Linked DNA regions of Homo sapiens: region 1 is linked to region 2. A link is an interaction called in ENCODE POLR2A ChIA-PET data of the cell type or tissue named here. Cell type or tissue: OCI-LY7. All regions are shown on one strand. Region 1 overlaps STOX2 (storkhead box 2). Region 2 holds the start of LOC107986330 (a long non-coding RNA gene).

The links. Peaks named below come from ENCODE experiments on the same cell type or tissue, not always from the same donor. Only the 100,000 strongest peaks of a DNase experiment are listed, where the experiment ranks them.
Region 1: POLR2A ChIA-PET joins it to region 2 with 14 read pairs; 2 of 35 experiments call an interaction of 5 or more read pairs at or near these places.

What each region holds. Positions count from the first base shown.
Region 1 is chr4:183,937,879-183,940,378 of GRCh38, reverse strand. The region is part of intron 1 of STOX2 (storkhead box 2); the gene reads right to left. Among named protein-coding and RNA genes, the nearest start is that of STOX2, 34 kb to the right of the region's middle. In OCI-LY7, no CTCF peak of the experiment used is centred here; no DNase peak of the experiment used is centred here.
Region 2 is chr4:184,029,875-184,032,374 of GRCh38, reverse strand. LOC107986330 (a long non-coding RNA gene) reads right to left here and starts at 1,412. Exons shown (of 3, transcript XR_002959824.2): 1 at 509-1,412. In OCI-LY7, no CTCF peak of the experiment used is centred here; no DNase peak of the experiment used is centred here.

The DNA.
Region 1 (2,500 bases), 92 kb after region 2:
GTTGCTAGGACATAAACACCTGCTTAGTCGTTTGGGTCTCACTAATGAGTAACCAGAACAACTAGGTGTTTCTTTTGCCCTAGCAGTTTTGTGGAAAAATTCGTGAGGCACGAAAGATACCATGAATCAACATCAGGGAACCCGGGCGTCTTGATTTCAGAAATGATAAAAATACTGGCCGGGCTCGGTGGCTCACGCCTGTAATCCCAGCACTTTGGGAGGTCAAGGCAGGTGAATCACCTGAGGTCAGGAGTTCGAGGCCGGCCTGTCCAGCATGGCGAAACCCCGAATCTACTAAAAATACAAAACTTAGCTGGGTGTGGTGGCGGACGCCTGTAATTCCAGTACTCAGGAGGCTGAGGCAGAAGAATCACTTGAACCCGGGAGGCGGAGGCTGCAGTGAGCTGAGATCGTGCCATTGCACTCCAGCCTGAGCGACAGAGCGAGATTCCATTAAAAGAAAAAAATGCTATCTTTAAATAAGAAAACACCATAACTATGATCACTCCTGATGTATCTATCACACTGGTCAGAATTTTTAGGAACTTTACATAACTTCGCCATTATGTCATCTTGCAGATGAGGAAACTGGGACGCGGAGAAGTTAAGAAGCACATCCCAGCTCCCAGAGCTGGGAGAACGCTAGAGCCTGAAATCAAGCCTGGGACCGTCCAACCCAAAGGTGTCACTCTCATTTTACCACAGTCCCTCTCTCTCCAGCAACCACTTGAGCACATTATAAACAACACTCAATAAATAGTGATTCTGAAAAAAAAAAAATCTGTGACCATCTGTAGTCGCTGAGTGGTGGCCCCTAAAAGCGTACATCTAAGTCCTAACCCCCAGCATCTGTGAATGTGGCTTTACTTAGGAAAGGGTCTTTGCAGATATGATGAAGTTAAGGAACTCGAGATGAGAAGATCATCCTGGATTACTCGGGTGAGCCCTCAATCCAACAACAGGTGTTTTCATAGAGACAGAAGATGGGGGAACACAGAGAAGATGAAAAAGCTTTGTGAAGACAGAGGCAGACACTGGAGAGATGCAGCCACAGACGAAGGAGGACTTGGAGTCACCGGAAGCTGGAAGGGACAGGGAAGGAATCTCCCCTACATCCAACACGTTGATTTCAGCCTTCGGGCTCCAGAACTGTGAGAGAATACACTTCAGGGGTTGTTAGCCACCCAGTGTGTGCTACTTTGCTATGGCAGCCGTAGGGAATAACATGCCACCCTTGGTTCCAAGTCACCAAATGATTAAGATTATTACAAATCACTTAAACATCCAAATTACCTGGTTAGCTACCGATAGCTTTTACAAGTCCAAAATCTGAAAACAGTCTTCTATTCCGTATGTAGCAAGGAGCTGACTCTTTGGATAGATTTTATTAATGGCCTGCATTTTTAAAATCATTCATTTAATAAAATATTTTTTATTTTACTTTACAAATTTTTTATTTTCATTAGCAGGCTATTAAAAGATGAGCATTCTTAATCAGAGCTGATGAAATGTAGCAACGGATGCTACAAGTGCAAGGCTGGAAAAAATTCGAAAATGCATTTCAAAACAATCATCCTGAAATTAGGCACAACGTTATCTCCAAGGTAATGGTGAGCTTTGAAAATCAAAGTTGGCACACAGGAGCAATGGCATTTGAAAGAGTGAACTTTGGGAATAAAATAGATTTTTTTTTTTTTTTTTTTTTTTTTGGAGACGGAGTCTCACTCTGTTGCCCGGGTTGGAGTGCAGTGGCACCATCTCCGCTCACTGCAGCCTCCGCCTCCTGGGTTCAAGCAATTCTCCTGCCTCCGCCTCCTGAGTAGCTGGGATTACAGGCGTGCACCACCACATCCAGCTAATTTGTGTATTTTTAGTAGAGACGGGGTTTCACCATGTTGGCCAGGCTGGTCTCAAACTCCTGACTTGAGGTGATCCGCCCACCTTGGCCTCCCAAAGTGCTGGGATTACAAGCGTGAGCCACCGTGCTCAGCCATCAATAAAGTTTTTTAAAGTGACAAATGAGCTTGCTTCTTGCATGTTAATTTACTAACACAAACTGGATGATGGCAATGCTATTCGCAGGGAATAATGTGTATCTAAAATGCTTTTATGTTTTGTTTTAATAACAGTTACAGTAGAGGAACCAGTCTCACAAAAGGTATGTTAAGGAGAATGGAAGAAGATTTTAAAGTAATTTCAGCAAGTTCAGAACTGTTTTGTTTTGTTTCTTGAGACAGGGTCTCATTCTGTCGCTCAGGATGGAGTGCAGTGGCGCAATCACAGCTCACTGCAGCCTCGACCTTCCAGGCTCAAGCGATCCTCCCACCACAGCCTCCCAAGGAGCTGGGACCTCAGGCACACACCCCCACATCTGGCTAATTTTCTGATTTTTTTGTAGAGAAGGGGTTTTGCCATGTTGCCCAGGCTGGTCTTGAACTCCTGGGCTCAAGCCATCCACCTACCTTGGACTCCAAAAGTACTAGGATTTACAGGCATGAGC
Region 2 (2,500 bases):
GGAAAGAGAGAGAGAGAGAAAAGACTGGAGGGGAATGAGCCAAGACAGAGGGCTCCTATTGAAGTAGGAATTAGTCATTGAAAGCTGGGGGTGGGGGTAGTGGCTCCATTTGCAGACAAGGCATGAGGCAATAACATGTGACAAACCTCTACCACGTCACATTCCAGTGCTCACCTTTCATGTTCTATAGCAAAACTGTGTTGGGAAAATGATATTTGTGATGTTCACCCGTTTCCCCCTCGTATACACGTAGAGCATTTATGACGCTACGCATTGCTTTGAGAGGAAGGTCCATCCTATGTCCTCTGTCTTGCAACTGTTATCTTTGTTGCTCCTGAGTTTAAGCCCTTGTCATCCATGCTCGGAACACTCTCCAAACCCCTTTGTCCTTACCAATATCCCACCCTGCTTTAGAGGTCCAGCTTAGACTCCAGTAATAAAATATCGCAAAGTGAGCTCTGTCTCCCCCGAACCTGCACAACCGCACAATGGTGGTTTTGCACCTTACCTGACATGCATGGTTTTCATGGCTCTCGTTTAACCCTCACAGAAGTCACTGTGAGGCAGGGAAGGCGGGATCCATCCCTGTTAGGGTTAGTCAATAACGCCGAGCCTCGGAGGTCAGAGGAGGGTGTTGGCTGCCAAATCCTAGAGCTGGTGAGTAGGCGGAATGGTTCTGGAACCCTTTCCCGCAGTATCCCGAGCACGTTGCAGTATGGGCGCATCACTGCTCTTCCATGTGCGGGGGTGACCTTCCCTTCTGAATCCCCTAGAAGGCAACGATCATGTCTTTTACTTTGTGTCCCTAGAACTTCAGGGATGCTCAGAAGCAAGGAGGAAAGCACTGAATACTTGCTGGGTAAACTATCCACTATATCAACATTCATATCCAAACATCAGAATACATGCAGGTGCACTTGTATGTCCTCTTTCTATTGATGTGGGTTCCTTCCTCAAACAGTGTATTATTAATTTCTCAATCTGGAAGAGCAGTATTCAAGGCACTATCAAATTCAAACCTCACTTTTTCATATACCTTTGCAAAAACCTAGTTTATAACAAGGAGACCCCACATTTTTAAAAAAGCATTCCCCAAAATGAACTACCTTTTGGGGGTGACATTTTTTAAGTCTGTGATTTAGATGCATTTTTTTTACAAATTATGATAAAAATTAATTAATTACAACATTAATTGACAAGCCCTAGATATCTGGGCCTATAGGAAGTGTCTGAAGATTCTCACTTGGATTTTGAGGGGAAATGAGTTAGTTGTGACAAAGCATTTGGGAAGAATGTCTAAATACTCAAGTAAGGACTAAGAAGAATAAGCCAGGCACAGTGGCACATGCCTGTAGTCTCAGCTACTTGGCAGGTCAAGTCAGGAGGATTGCTTCAGCCCAGGAGTTCCAGCCCAGCCTGGGCAGCAGAGCAAGACCTTATCTCTATTGAAAAAAAAAAAAAAAAAATCAAGCACCAGCTTACACCGGCTACAAATAATTCATTTGTCTTTGCTACATGATGGCTTTTACTCTGTGCCCCAAGGAAGAAATGACACTTAATCTTTACTCCTGAGAGTTTTCCCCTCTTAATCCTACTTCATAGTATGAAATTCTGGGCTGGGCGCAGTGGCTCACACCTGTAATCCCAGCACTTTGGGAGGCTGAGGCAGGCAGATCACCTGAGATCGGGAGTTTGAGACCAGCCTGACCAACATCTCTATTAAAAATACAAAATTAGCCGGGCATGGTGGTGCATGCCTGTAATCCCAGCTACTCGGGAGCCTGAGGCAGGAGAATCACTTGAACTCAGGAGATGGAGGTTGCAGAGAGCCAGGATTGTGCCACTGCACTCCAGCCTGGGCGACAGAGCAAGACTCTGTCTCAAAAAAATAAAAATTAAAAATTAAAAAAAAAATTAAAAAATAAAAAAGAAATTCTGGATTGCACTTTATTGAGACGAGAACAATATTTTTTCTCTGGCTAGCAGGAGGTACATTGATTTACAGCTCGAAAAAATTAATAAGGCTTTTTATACTCACGAGAAATCTGTAAGCTTCAAAATTCAGCCTCAGTCAGAGTGAAGTGGCCAGAAGACGCTGCGGAGAAAGGAAGCACTCGCCAACCAGAAGACAGCTGAGCTCAAGAGTGTCGAAAGAGGGAAGACATGGGAGTCACAACTTGTGACCTTCTGTTTATTGTCTTTTTAAAAAAAAAAAAAAAAAGACGGATTCTTGCTCTGTTGCACAGACTGGAGTGCAGTAGCGCGATCTTGGTTCACTGCAACCTCCGTCTCCTGGGTTAAAGTGATTCTCCTGCCTCAGCCTCCCAAGTAGCTGGGATTACAGGCATGTGCCACCACGCCTGGCTAATTTTTGTATTTTTAGTGGAGACAGGGTTTTACCATGTTGGACAGGTTGGTCTCAAACTCCTGACCTCAAGTGATCCGCCCGCCTCAGCCTCCCAAAATACTGGGATTACAGGCGCGAGCCACCACACCCCAG